Linked DNA regions of Homo sapiens: region 2 is linked to region 1. A link is a contact called in ENCODE POLR2A ChIA-PET data. All regions are on one chromosome and are shown on one strand. Each heading gives the region's core, a stretch centred on a gene start or an enhancer-like site at or near the end of the contact. The rest is flanking DNA. Distances are from core to core; before and after follow the strand shown. Region 1 holds the start of GM2A (ganglioside GM2 activator). Region 2 holds the start of MAT2B (methionine adenosyltransferase 2 non-catalytic beta subunit).

Region 1 (7,384 bases), core at 2,373-4,872:
CCTGGCTCAGAAAGAGGGCATTAATGGGAAAACTGGTGAAATCCAAATAAAGTCTAGAATTCAGTTAACAGTAATGTACTAATGTTGGTTTCTTAGTGTTGGAGATATGTACATATAAGATGCTAACAGGGAAAACTGAGTCAGGAGTATATAGAAACTCTATATTATCTCTGTAACTTTTCTTTTTTTTTTTTTTTTCTTGAGACAGAGTCTCACTCTGTCATCCAGGCTGGAGTGCAGCAGCGTGATCTCAGCTCACTGCAACCTCTGCCTCCTAGGTTCAAGTGATTTCTCCTGCCTCAGCCTCCCAAGTAGCTGGGACTACAGGTGTACGCCACCATGCCTGGCTAATTTTTGTATTTTTAGTATGGACAGGGTTTCACCATGTTGGCCAGGTTCAGGTTGGTCTCAAACTCCTGGCCTCAAGTGATTTGCCTGCCTTGGTCTCCCACAGTGCTGGATTATAGGGGTGAACCACCACGCCCTGCTGCAACTATTCTATAAACCTAAAATTATTCCAAATTTTTTTTTAGGAAAAAAGCACATAGCCCAGTACATAGCACATAGTATGGGTACAACAAATGACAGCCACTATACAGCACTATAGAGTCTATTAAGCACCTACTATATGACTAGCATGGGGCTAGATATCCTCCCCTGTTATCTAACACCCATCACAGCCTGTAGTCACAAGATCAGTTATGCTAGAAGAGGAACTGAAATTCAGGTTTCCTGATGTTCATTCACTGTCACCCCCCACCCCCATCTTTATCTGGCCCAGGGACTCAAGGTCAGGGCTCTGAATCACATGAGCCCCAAGAAGATGTAGGTGCTGTGTGATTTTGAGTGACCTTTATAATGTCTCAGGGCCTCTTCAAAACTGCCAATCTAAGACCTAGTCTGAGATGGCATCCATACCCACAGCATATACAACAAGTTTGTAGGGTGAGCTAGCAGCCTCTAGCCAGACTCCACCTCATAGCGGCCAGCCCTGGAGCCAAGAGAAGCATTCTCAGCCAACATTCAGGAACAAGGTATAAATTCTCCAGGCAAATGAAGTCAAAAGGTCCACGTTCCTTCATTCAACAAGCAAAACAGACTTTCTGCCTCGGGGGCAGAGTGAGGCCAAGCCCACAGATTTATATGGCTTTATTTGTTTCTGATTTTAGAAATTTTCCATCAATGAATGCATTTCCCTTCACCGACAACTCCCCGAGATGCACGTTGGCACCATCACACCCATCTTACAGATGAGGAGAACAAGACTCAGGAAATCCATGGATTGAGACAGGGGAATGATCAGAAGCCAAGCCTCCCTGCTTTCAGTATCACCCGCTTTCCCCTACACAGCACTGTTCCTCACTCTCAAACACTTCCAAGATGGTAGAAGGGAGGGGATCAGGGTTGGACCTATCCCTTTGCTACCAGAAATGTGTGATGTCTTGACCACAGCTAGCAGCCAAGAGGCAATGGAATCGGGTTTTTGTTTTTGGGGTTTTTTTGTGAGATAGGGTCTCACTCTGTCACCCAGGCTGGAATGCAGTGGTGCAATCTCAGCTGTAGCCATGACCTCCCAGGTTCAGGCGTAGCTGGGCCTCTCACCTTAGCCTCTCAAGTAGCTGGGAATACTGGCGCACACCACCACGCCCAGCTAATTTTTGTATTTTTGCAGAGATGGGGCTTCACCATGTTGCCCAGGCTGGTCTTGAACTCCTGAGCTCAAGCAATCTGTCCACCTCAGCCTCCCAAAGTCCTGGGATTACAGGTGTGCACCACCGCACCTGGTCTTGGGTTTTTTTTAAATTGACAAACCATAGTTGTATACATTTATGGGGTACACTGCAATGTGAAATGTATTCTCTTAGTTGTTTTGAAATGCACACAGTTCCTGACTTACAATGGTTTGACATACCATTTTTCAACTTTACAATCGTGCCTAAGTGATAAATATTCAGTAGAAACTGTACTTTTAGTATCCATACTGTTTTTCACTTTCAGTACAGTCTTCAGTAAATCACATGAGACATTCAACACTTTATTATGAAATAGGCTTTGTGTTAGATGATATTGCCCAACTGTAGGCTAATGTAAATGTTCTGGGCATGTTTAAGGTAGGCTAGGCATGTTTAAGGTAGGCTAGGCTATGATTCTCAGGTTAGCTGTATTAAATGCATTTTCAACTTATGATGGGTTTATCAGAACATAACCTCATGGAAAGTTAAGGAGCTTCTGTATATAATACATTACTGACGATAGTCACCCTGGTGTGCAATAAATCTCAAAGCCTATTCCTTAGCAGAACTTGGTGGCCCACACCTGCAGTCCCAGCTACTCAGGAGACTGAGGTGGGAGGACTGCTTGAGCCCAGGAGTTTAAGGCTGCAGTGAGCTACAATCGCCCCACTGCACTCCAGCCTGGGTGACAGAGTGAGACCCCACCTCTACTCTCAACTTCTGTAAGTTCAACTTGGTTAGAATCCGCATATAAATGAGATAATAAAACAGAACTACCATATGAGCCATTATCCCACTTCTGGGTATATATCCAAAGGAACTGAAATCAACATTTCGAAGGGCTATCTGCACTCCCATATTCATTGCAGCATTACTCACAATAGCTAAGATATGGAAATAACCTAAGTGTCCATCAACAGACACTTGATGGATAAAGAAATTATCCATCAACAGACACTTGATGAAGAAATTATCCATCAAATTGAATGCATAAAGAAAATGTGGCATATATACACAACAGAATACTATTCAGCCTTTAAAAGGGGGAACATCTTGTCATTTGCAACAACATAGATTGAATCTGAAAGACATTGGGCTAGCTGCAATAAGCCAGGAACGAGGCTTTTTCAGGTGAAGGGATTACAGAACTTCCCTTTCCCAGGGATCTGCAGCACGGTGTGAATGAGAAGTGAAGGAAGAAGCGGTGTCAATGAGAAGTGAAGGAGGAAGCTTGGAGGGTACGGGGACTGTTGTCTCAGTGGCTCATAACCAAGGGCAGCGGGGTCACAGGCCTGGGTATTTGTCACCAGATGGGCAAATCTGGATCCTCTGGCCTGGAAAAGCTCTCAAACCCTCCCAACTCTCAGGAAGACCTCAGGGCATTCGAGCAGGGGAAGAGATGAGGCAGCAGGCCTTATCATGGGGGACATAAGGAGTGGGGGTCAGGAGTAAGGTGCAGGGTTAACAGGACTGAATCTCTGGGGGCAATGCCTTAGTTTTAAGGCTGTCTGCATTTTCACTCCGGCGCTTGGAGGGAGGGCAGGAGAGTGCAGACGTGAGATTAATCTCTCCAAAAAGGGCCTGGAGCAGAACAAGTCTTTAGAGGCCACCCTCATTGTACAGACCAGAATCCCATAATTAGTTACTTTGGAAGGCTCTAGTGCAGAGAACCAATTCTAGAGAACGGAGTGGCCACCCCCATATCTCAGCCAGACCCGCACACCCGTAGCTGGGCCAGGAGGCTGCAAACAGACTCTTAAAAGAGGGTGCACTCACCTTTTTCAGGTGGGCTTGCGCAGGGGCCGCGAGAAGCAAGCCCAGGGCGATCAGGAGGGGAGCCTGCATCAGGGACTGCATCGGGAAGGGTGGGTCAGGGCGGAGTTAACTGCAAGGTCTGTGGCGGCAGAGGTGCCTTTAAATGCCTTCCAGTATTGGTTACGCAAAGAAGCTGAGTCCAGTCACTGGCAGGTTCGCCCTGCCCCGTCCCGGCCAGAGACTTCCCGGCCGAGAATTGGACCGATTCCTCCCGGCTCCGCCCCCTCGCTCTTTTCATTGGAGCCTGTCTCTCTAGCGTAGGTGTCAAGGCCTTCCCTCTCTGGGGCGTAGGCGGAGTTGGAAGAGAAAGGGGCGGAACTGAGCGCGGCGGGGCTGAAGGCGGCTGGAACGGAAGGGAGCTTAGCACGAGGTTGGGGCGGGATCACGAGGGCGGGGCGGAGCTGCGCGCGCGGGAGGGGCGGGGGCGTGGCGCGAGGAGGGGCCGAGCGGAGTCGGGGGCGGGGCGGAGCAGAGCTCCTGGGAAGGGCGGGGCCGGGCAGGGGATGGGGCGGAGCTGTGGTTTGTGAACTCGTGCCGGGGCCGTCACCTTTGGAAGGACCTTTGGGAAACCGCGGATTCAGTGTTTTCATCCCCAAGTCCTTCCGGACAAAAATGTCAGACTCTCTGCCATGTTACGCTTCCCCATATGTGTGTCTTTTTTTTTTTTTTTTTTGCTTTGAGACGGACTCTCGCTCTGTCGCCCGAGCTGGAGTGCAGTGGCGCGATCTCGGCTCACTGCAACCTCTGCCTCCCAGGTTCAAGCGATTCTTCCGCCTCAGCCTCTCGACTAGCTGGGACTACAGGCACGCGCCACACGCCCAGCTAATTTTTGTGTTTTTAGTAGAAACGGGGTTTCACCGTGTTGTCCAGGACGGTCTTGATCTCTTGACTTCACGAATCCGTATCTTTTTAATAATTATAACCGTTATAAAAACTAACATTTAGTAACTGCTTGAAAGCATGCTAAGGACGCACAAGGGAATGCTTTTTTTTTTTCTTCCCCAATTTTAGCACTGAGGAAACTGATACACAGTGAGGTTAGCTCTGCCAAGGTCGCACAGCTAGGAAGGAATAGAGCAAGACTTCTTTTTAGACACCCCATCAGCCAAGATTTTGTCAGGTTAATATACTAGTTGGAGATTTGCTTTTAGAAAAAACAGGGATGTTGTTACCAATACCGCCAATTTACCACAGGATTGTAAACTACACAAGGGGTGGCATCATGATGCAGGCACTCATTTATACCCAGTGCCTGATGCATAATAGACAATCTGTTGAGTACATGAATGCATGTGTAGAATTTAAAACTCACCTGATCATCTTTTTTAAAGTAAACTTTTTATTTTGGTTTACAGAAAAGTTGCAAAAATACTACAAAGTTCTGTTCGTTTCCTCTATTGTTGATAAGACACCCGTGGCCTGGCCGGGGGTTCAGACTGCAGACCCAGAGCTTGTGCTTGTGCATAACTGGGGGGCACTGCCAGCGACAAGGAGGTGGCAAAAGAATAAAAAATTAAAAAATTTTTTTTAAATCTGAGGGCATGACATTGGTACACTATTATTAACTAAGCTCCATACTTTACATAATGATCCTCCCATTCTGATCAACTCTTCCCTTTCACCTAGCCCAACTGAGGTAGGAGAATAGAGTCTGCAGGCAGGGAACCTAAGGCCATTTCACGCTGACTTCCTAGAACTAAATCGAAAGGAAAACCCTAACTTTCCACACCTAAGTAACAAGAGGACCAGAGGCTACTCTCTTTACAACCCCCCACCTTTTCTGTGCAGCAGATGGGAAATTGAAAGTACATTTCGATTTCTATGCTACATTTCAGTTTATATGTTAAAATTGCATAGAAGTGCAACTTTGTAACTTCACTTCAGCCTGATTGGTTGCTTTCCACAACCAATCAGATGTTTGCACAGGAGCATGACCTTTGTAACTTCACTTCGGCCTCTGATTAACCAGTCAGACTGATTGCGGGCCACCACTTCATTTACATGAGGTGAGCACCAAGTGGCCAATGGGAAACCTCTAGGGGGTATTTGGACCCAAGAAGATTCTGTATCTGGGCCCTTGAGCTGCTGCTTGGCCCGCTCCCACACTGTTGAGTGTACTTTCATTTTTAATAAACCCTTGCTTTTGTTCTTTCATTGCTCCATTTTTCCCTTGCTTTTCTGTGTGTTTTCTCCAATTCTTTGTTCAAAAACGCCAAGAACCTAGACAACTTTCAGTCAAAACCCTCTACTGGTAACATATTTTGGCAAGCCAGCCAGGAGAGAAGGTAGGCCCAAAGCTTGGGATTTATTTTTCTCCATTTCCCTTTTAATGCAGGGGAATTTTTCTCTCCCTCTCTCTTTTCCTTTCCAACTCGGAACCCAACTCGGTGGACAGCGCCTAAGCACAGAGGAAATTGTAAGTTTCTGGCCAGGGCCACTCTCTGGTGAGACTGAAAGGCTTCCGTGTCGAAGCACTTGACCGCCACTGCCTGGTCACTGAGAAGTCTTTTTCCTTGTTTTCATTTTTCTGAGTCCTATTCCTTTTCTTTTTTTCTCTCTTTTTTCTGAGTTCTATTCCTTTTTGTTTTTTGTTGTTTTTTGTTTGTTTGTTTTTTGCTTTTTCAGTCTTTCACTGGTCGTTTCCTAGTAGCTCCTTGGTAATTGAGGGAAACTGGCCGGGGCCACTCTCCAGTGTTCTCTGAAGGCCAAAGAGTGAACAGGGACGGCTGCCCTGCCCAGAAGGGTGAAAGACTCTTTTCTGTCCTTTCTGATTATAGATCCCTACCTGTGTCTGGGTTGGCAGCAGCAGCAGCTCATCCAGGGCAAACTCACACGTTTCAGGTGACTTAAACCTTATGCTAAATTCTTCCCTTCCCTTCCCCCACTTGACTGGCTAAGGACAGAAAACCCACCTAGCTATGCAAAAAGGTTATATGAGTCAGAGGGTCCAGGCATGTCGTAGGTGGTCTGTGTGATGCATGGGGAGTGGGGGGAATTCATGAAAGGTAATCTATTATTGCCTAAATTGAGAGAGTTAAAGGGTTGCTTTGCCGGCTGCGGTGGCTCACGCCTGTAATCCCAGCACTTTGGGAGGCCGAGGCAGGCGGATCACGAGGTCAGGAGATTGAGACCATCCTGGCTAACACGGTGAAACGCCATCTCTACTAAATATACAAAAAATTAGCCAGGCATGGTGGTCGGCGCCTGTAGTCCCAGCTACTCGGAGGCTGAGGCAGGAGAATGGCATGAACCTGGGAGGCAGAGCTTGCAGCGAGCCGAGATCATGCCACTGCACTCCAGCCTGGGCAACAGAGCAAGACCCTGTCTCAAAAAAAAAAAAAAGTTGCTTTAAGTGGCATGGGAAAACCTTAAGGAAAGTTCACAGTAGGTCTTCAGTGGTGGAGGGAACCATTCCAAAGCAATGCCTGCACCTATCTAAGGTCAGAGACATCTAACAGGCTAAGTCAGGGCCCTAATGGGGAGATGCTCCCAGGGACCCCAGTCTGGGCCCAGAATTTTTCCAGGAGGATGCCTCAGGTAAAATTTGGGTCACCTGGTCAGTCCTCTTCTCTTTTCCAGACCACTGTGGGCAACTCTCTACCTATTCCACCTGATTCCCCGCTCGGCTACGTCCTCCACCATTGCGATCAATTTGACCCTGACAATCTAAAGAGAAAACATATAATTTTTTTCTGCAGTACTGTCTGGCTCCATTATGAGCTGCCCAGCCTGGAAAAAATGGGTAGTCAATGGTAGCCTTAATTATGACATCATCCTGCAATTAGACCTATTTTGCAAGAGACAGAGCACATGGTCAGAAATCTTGTACATGCAGA
Region 2 (7,384 bases), core at 2,079-4,578, about 12 Mb before region 1:
ACTATGTAAGGCCTCCAGTACGCCCGGCCTATAACATGTTAATTTTCAAATAAAATGTTGTGCAGTATCATTTCCATTTCAGTAAATGCTTGCACTTCAGATCGTCACTCTTAATAAAAATCTTGAGCACTGACACCTGACTGCTGGGTACTGTACACTGTTTCATATTTTTTTCTAGGTAATTTTAGGTAATCTAAGCTACTCGGGAGGCTGAGGCAGGAGAATCGCTCGAACCCAGGAGGCGGAGGTCGTAGTGAGCCGAGATCGCACAACTGCACTCCAGCCTGGGGGACACGAGCTAGACTTCATCTCAAAAAAACAAACAAACAAAAAAACCAAAAAAAAGAAAACTAACGTGTTATATAAGTATACAATCATAGCTGTTTTTGTTTTTTTAATAGCAGTTTGAGGCCGGGTGCCAGGGCTCACGCCTGTAATCCCAGCACTTTGGGAGGCCAAGGTGGACCAACCACTTGAGGTCAGGGGTTCAAAACCAGCCTGGCCAACATGGTGAAACGCTGTCTCTACCAAAAATAGAAAAACTAGTCGGGCATGGTGGTGGGCGCCTATAATCTCAGCTACTTGGGAGGCTGAGGCAGGAGAATCGCTTGAACCCTGGAGGCAGAGGTTGCAGTGAGCAGAGATTGAGCCACTGCACTTCAGACGGGGTGAAAGAGCAAGAGGAAAAAAAAGAAAACAAAAAAACCCAGCAGCTTGTTAGAAGAGATATTATTTCCAAAGAGAGTAACAAGAAGTCCAGTGTTAAATGTTTTGTCTATAGTAAAAGAGAAAAAGCTGGAACCAGAACCTGAGTCTTGCTTCTCTGGTCAAGTCAAATACACTGCATTTTGTCTCAATCCTGTGAACTAATATTTGGTTTCATGAATGATTAAAGTTTTATCTGTTCTGCCACAAATTGGTGTTTAGAAGTTATTCTATCTCTATTGATCTAATTCCTCATTGGTAAATGGGGAAGGCATTTAGACAAAATGACTAAGGCTCTTTCAGCTTTAAAGTTCTATATTTCTAACATTTTCCATATTATCCCTACCACGAGGAGTCCGAATAGTTTCGTTTACTTAAATAAGGTAACTTTTCCTCTGAATATGCATTACTCCGAAATTTAAAATATGCCAAACAAATATCTCTGTTTTTGAGCTTCTATATAAGCAATACTCTGCCTTTTACACTGTTTTGTTGAGGCTTTTTGGTTCGTTCTTTAGAAAAAGAAATATCCCTCTAAAAACTACTTTGGACCTGCACTCCATAAATTATTTTAGTTGTGCACAAGGAAGAAATGTCTAAACACTTTAAGAAAGTCAGAATGAAAGAATAAAATGCTATCTAGTTCACTCAAGGCACAATAAAGAGTTGATAATACTTTGCCTGAAGTCTACTTTTTCTCAATTTTTATTATATGGGGGAAAGTAGATCTAATATCAGTTTAAGTTACTCTAAACGTATCTGCCTCTTATTGTCTAAACTCTGAAGTACGGAATTCAATCACTCCAAGGGACCAGATTTATGGACACCAAAAAAACATTTCTTGAAAAATTAAGTACATATAAATAAATATTCTTATTATCGTATCTAATCGAATGATACCAAATTGTATAGGTAATGGGAGATACATGGCTCCTTCCAAATGGTCCAACACAGTACTCTGGGACAGTGATTTCTACTTTAGCACACCTGCATTAATGTCTACTAAAAATGTTCTAGAAAAGTAAAGAATGGAATACTATTAGTATGTGGTTTTCCCAAATTTCAGTGGTAAATACCTTGTCGTTTTTGGAAACTTTAAAACTTGGCACAGTTCCATGTTTAATTTTTTAATTCCCCAGAAACAGACCCTTAAGGTAAACATTACTGGGCTTTACTTTTTAAGATTCTCTGACTACTTAGGTGGGATTGGTCTAACTTCTACTGCGACGCTACTGTGCTCCACAGACAGTATTACTAACAACAACCACTCCAGGATGCTTCTCTAACGTTAACTATGAGACAGTTCTCGTTCTCATGAGTCAGTAAGCTTTAATTCTACAGGTTTTGAGAGCAGTAAGTCTGTGCCAAGCTCTTCGTTGTTTCATTTTTAATGAAGGAAAACACGAAAAGCTATTTTCATTTTTATACTGAACTTCTTTTTGTGAAAGTAGATTAAGCTTTATATGCACACGTACACATACAAATGCATACATATAAATGTAAACGTATGTAACATGCACTCAGCACGGTCTGGAGGACCTAGGAACATAGAGGTTTAATAGACCATTTATCCTAACTTTACCCTCAAAGAACCAAAGTGATTTGAAAACCCTAAGTAAATTTGGAAGCATGAAAACTTTGCAATAACAGAAACAGCCATCTCCTATATTCTCTACTCTCTCCAAAAGACATGGTCTGGGCATTAGTAGTGTTCTTATCCCCAGGGTTGGATATGTTCTGTGGACAGATTAATGCTGGAGGCCCTTAAGTGGAATGGAGCAGGATGGGACGGGGGCGAGGGGGGCACCAGAGATGGATCTTCCAATCATCACCATAATCTTCCTTCAGGGAAACTCCGTAGTGGTTCAAAGCCCAAGACAGTCACACAAACCTGTATCTGAATTCCAGGCTCCAACCTTACGGAATGAACCTGGGCCAATGTCTCACCCTCTATGCCCGTTTTCTCGTCTACAAAATGAGGCAATAACAAGTATCTCACAGTGGAGGATTAAAGTAATGCCCGTCAAGTGCATAACATAGTGCTGAGAACTTAAGAGTTCAATAAGTTGTCATCTCCAGCACTGTTATTTGTGAGAAGTCACCTTTTCCTGTTCTTTCTCAAACCTACGAACTTGTAAGATCGAGAAATACGAACCAAAGATGAATAAACGGGGAAAACCAAAATCAAAACAAACAATTCTGAAAAACCTCTTCGTCCTCAGGAGCAGAGACAGAACTCGAAAGTAAAACCTCCACCTACTTGCTTCCTGCCGCAGTGGCTGGAAGAAAAAAACACTGACCCGTGTGCGCTGAGATAAACAAACTCGGTGGCGCCCCCCTCGGATCCGGGGCTGGGAGGGTGGCGGTGAGACCACTCCCGGCCGGAGGCTCTGACCCGGGCGGAATACGCCTGCAAAGCCGCCCGAGCCCCGGTGGCTCGTCCCCCTCGGCGCCCCCGCTCCCACCGGAGACGCCCAGGCCGACTCCCTCACCTCCACCAGCCGACAGCTCCCGGGAACAAAGTGTATAGAGAGCTCTTTCTCCCGCCCCACCATGCCCGCCGTCTTCACGCCGCAGCCTCAGCGGCCGCCACCTCCTCCAACCCAGGATCGACGCGGGCCTCAGCTCAGACGCCCTCGGCCCGCCTCCCCTAGGCCCAGAACGACCCCGCTCGCCGCTTCCGGCTTCCGCTGCCATAGCCGCGCCCGTTGATTGGCCACGCTCCGCCGACGCCCCAGAAAGAGGGCGGGTACGCGCGGTCTGCCCCCAGCCCACGCGCCGATGCTTAAAGCGACACACAAAAGAAAGGCCCTGACCTTAGGCAGTGAATTCAGGTTTTGTTTCGGAGATTTTATTTGAGTGCTTTTTATTCTACTTTTTTTCCTTTTTTTCTTGACTCGGGAAAAGATTGAAGTGGATCGCCTTGAGTTTCAAGTTTGCAGACTGCGCAGTGCATGAGGATCGACTGAGCAATATAAAAAGTGGAATAAAAAGCATTTTAAAGTCATGGGGGCGGGGGCGGAGGTGGGTAGAGCATAATGGACACATCTCTAGAGCTCTAGGTGGGGGTTTTGAAAGATTTAGAAAAAGACAAGGAATAAAAATAAAAGGGTTGGCGTCTGAGCCATTTGTCTTCCTGGGATGCTTAAAAAAAGAAAAAACCTGTGTGTGAGATATCAAAAATGTAAAACTATTTTTAACTAATTAAAAATAAAAAGTTGTAGGGGGAAGGAAGATGAACTACTTAGGTACCTCTTCAAAACGCAGATCCTTGGACTTTACCCATAATTACAGAACAAGAAACGAGCCCGGGGTCCGACTTCTTAATGGGTTTAACCAGAATCAAGCCCACTCTTTAAGAAACACCGCCTCGGGGATTGCAGGATTGGGCCACACGAGCCCAGCCTTGGTGAGCACCGAGAATTTAAGCAGCAGCGTGTAAGGCTGGGCGTTCTACCACCTTTTAAAAGTTAAGCAGCCCTAAGTGCTGATGCCGACTTATTTCCCTTCCAGTTAAAAACCGCAAAAAATCCTCAGCCAGGCTGGACGCCTGTGAAATTGATGCAGAAAGTAAACCCTGGCACAGGCCGTGTAGGATTTGCCAACTTTGCACCGAACAGTCCAAGGGTTCTTGTGTGCCCAGGATAGCAAGCTCTAAACGTCGTCCACAAACGTGACCACTGTCTGGATTTTCCTAGGGCCTTTCCCCGACTCCTAAACCTTTTTGGTTTATTTTCAAACTAAAGACTAAGCAGCCTTTTAAAGAAGTTTTCCACGTCAGAACACCATGACTTTCCTTCCTCCTCAACCCCCAACAAAAACTCATTTCCTTATTCGTGTAAACATAAAGTTTCTCTAGAACAGTAATCGAAGACAGCCTGAGGTTTCTTATGTTCCGATTTTTTTTTTTTTTAAACACAGGCTATTACTGTTCATTAGTTTGGCTTTATTTAGGGAATCCTTGAGGACTGCCCCAGCGCTAAACAAGCATAATCAGGGGACAACAAAGAAGAGGGCGGGAAGAGGGCCGGGGGAGCAGCCAAGATCATCTTACTACTTTTTCTCTTAACTGGGAATTCGGTTTAAAGTTTCTAGTCGCAACACGTGATGTAATCTTACCTTTCTATGGGAGAAAAGAAAATTAATTCTTCATTCTTCAACGTGAAGCAGGTTTAAGGGCAAGCATATGCAATTAGCATTCTGATTCTCAGAGCAGCCTAGTCTTGAGGAACAGAAAGAATTTAACTTGGCTGCTTTTGAAAATCTGACTTGATACTTTCCCCGTAAAAGTTGGGTACAGTTCTAGGGGCATATGTTTGGATATGGTTTTTAATCATTTTCTTTAATGATGGTAGGGTCTATGCGAATCAAACGCCATTCTTAACATAGACAATATACAACTTCGTGTGGTGGCTAAGTCTATACATTTAAAGAGAGCAGCCTGAAACTAAAAGTTATGTTAGCAGATTCAATTCATACAAAGACAAAGAACATCTGGAAAGGAACACACTACAGATAAAATCCTTATTTATGTAGAAACTTTATATACATAATTGCATTTAAAATGGTAAATGAAAGTGCAATTCTGTATTGTCAGCTAGTGAGACTTAGCTGAGCCCTTCATAACCTGGTTCTCCGGGTCAGTAACTAAAGTTGGCTTATTCTTCCATGTCCCGAGGTTATGTTTTAAGGAAATGAATGACACCCGTTTCTATTTTCTTTACACAACAATTCTGGTTTTAGCAGGCGTTCACTGGAATGCTTTTAAAGCATCTCTTACTCTAGAATGCTTCATTTCTTGAATTGCTAGTTCTTACCTGCTCCATGTCCTCTGGCATTTCAGGCATGACTCCAGAATTATTTCAGGAGAGCAGATACGGGATGGGTCTTAGCCTCTGCCTTCTCTTGCTGGGTCTTTGTTCGCTTCTGCCTGCAGAGAGCGCAGGCACGCCAAAACGTGAGGAGCAGCTTCACTTGACCTTTTAAATTAGCATTTTGATTCCAATCCCGGAATCTCGTGCAGTTCTCCACATGGCAGTAAGCTGGTAGCTGATTCCCCGTAGTAGTCTCGAAAATACCCAATGAGAAGTTTCATGTTTAATTGCCAGTCAAGCCTGGGTCTATTTGCAAAACTATTTGGTAGAACTAACTACTTAACAAAAACAAAAACAAAAACCCAACAACTTCCTGTCAAGATTCCTTGTAGTTTTCTTTTGCAAAAGAAGAGTGAGCCACACTTTTGGAAAGCACACAGATCATGCAGTTGATTCCTGTTCTAAAAGGCACAGTTTTCTATCATTTTATTTAGTTACACCTTATTGCAACAGATTATGTTTAGTAAAATTCTCCAGTGCTTTCCCTTCCCAGTGCTTTTAATTATTTCAAAGGAGAGTAAAAGGCAGTGGTGGTAACAGCACGCAAGAAGTAAAATGCAACGGGTCATTTCCATTAATACTATGCTGCCCTCTGAGAAAATGGTAGATGGAGTGAGCGGCCTTAAGTTTCACAAAGCATTAAGGACTTCTAGATAAGTGATTTCCAAACCTGCCTGCACCACAGAACCTAAGAAACGAAATCATTCTCTGGGAGCGAAGCCCAGTAATCTGTTTTCGAAGACTTTCAAGGGTCATGAACGTGCTCAGTGAGCTTTGCACCGCTATTCTGAATTATGGCTCTGTACCAATTTAAGAACATCAAAAATTGCCATTCAAATTGAACTAAAAAAATCATCTGACTTTTAATGTTACATTCATTTAGAGCACACAGCGCATGGTAAACTCTAAGAGGCATTCAGAGAAATCTATTAATATAAATTATGAGGAATTGTTGTGTGTGTGTTTGCATTTGTGAACAAATGTGAACCTGAAAAAGCCAGTCCTTCAAGATGGATCCCAAGTGGCTAACTGGGCATAATTTATTTATTTTTATTATTTCAAGACAGGGTCTCCCTCTGTCACCCACGTTGGAGAGCAGTGGTGCCATCACAGCTCACTGCAGCCTCGAACTCCTGGGCCCCACGTAATTCTACAGCCTCAGCCTCCCAAGCAGCTCCACAGATAAGGAGTGAATATTCGCCTTGGCCATTCCCGGATTCCTTAGCTCCAAGCACACATTCTTCTTAGACCACAGGGTATTCTCAGGGTATGCTTAAAGTTATTGCTGTCAGGTGCATCTGCCATACAACGCTATTTATTTATTATTATTATTATTATTTTTTTTTTTTTTTCTTTTTTGAGACGGAGTCTCGCTCTGTTGCCCAGGCCGGACTGCGGACTGCAGTGGCGCAATCTCGGCTCACTGCAAGCTCCGCTTCCCGGGTTCACGCCATTCTCCTGCCTCAGCTTCCCGAGTAGCTGGGACTACAGGCGCCCGCCGCCGCGCCCGGCTAATTTTTTGTATTTTTAGTAGAGACGGGGTTTCACCTTGTTAGCCAGGATGGTCTCGATCTCCTGACCTCATGATCCACCCGCCTCGGCCTCCCAAAGTGCTGGGATTACAGGCGTGAGCCACCGCGCCCGGCCCTTATTTATTATTTTTAAGACGGACTCTCGCTCTGCTGCCCAGGCTGGAATGTAGTGACATGATCTCGGCTCACTGCAACCTCCGCCTCCCGGGTTCAAGCAATTCTCCTTCCTCAGCCTCCTGAGTAGCTAGGATTACAGGTGTATGCCACCACACC

What was found. ChIA-PET counts read pairs that join two places held with the same protein, here RNA polymerase II (POLR2A).
Region 2: POLR2A ChIA-PET joins it to region 1 with 17 read pairs in OCI-LY7. The contact joins the promoter of MAT2B here to the promoter of GM2A in region 1. POLR2A ChIA-PET finds 5 or more read pairs at or near these places in 2 of 52 experiments (OCI-LY7 and PC-9).

What each region holds. Positions count from the first base shown.
Region 1 is chr5:151,249,423-151,256,806 of GRCh38, reverse strand. It overlaps GM2A (ganglioside GM2 activator), which reads right to left and starts at 3,622. Exons shown (of 4, transcript NM_000405.5): 1 at 3,510-3,622. The coding sequence starts at 3,590. LOC124901115 (a long non-coding RNA gene) reads left to right here and starts at 5,622. Exons shown (of 3, transcript XR_007059003.1): 1 at 5,622-5,833; 2 at 6,326-6,389; 3 at 7,128-7,384. RefSeq lists an enhancer at 418-557 and a silencer at 3,662-4,011.
Region 2 is chr5:163,501,563-163,508,946 of GRCh38, reverse strand. MAT2B (methionine adenosyltransferase 2 non-catalytic beta subunit) reads right to left here and starts at 3,328. Exons shown (of 7, transcript NM_013283.5): 1 at 3,198-3,328. The coding sequence starts at 3,260. RefSeq lists a silencer at 3,012-3,151 and enhancers at 3,322-3,441, 3,482-3,571, 2,789-3,595, 5,826-5,875, 5,211-6,019.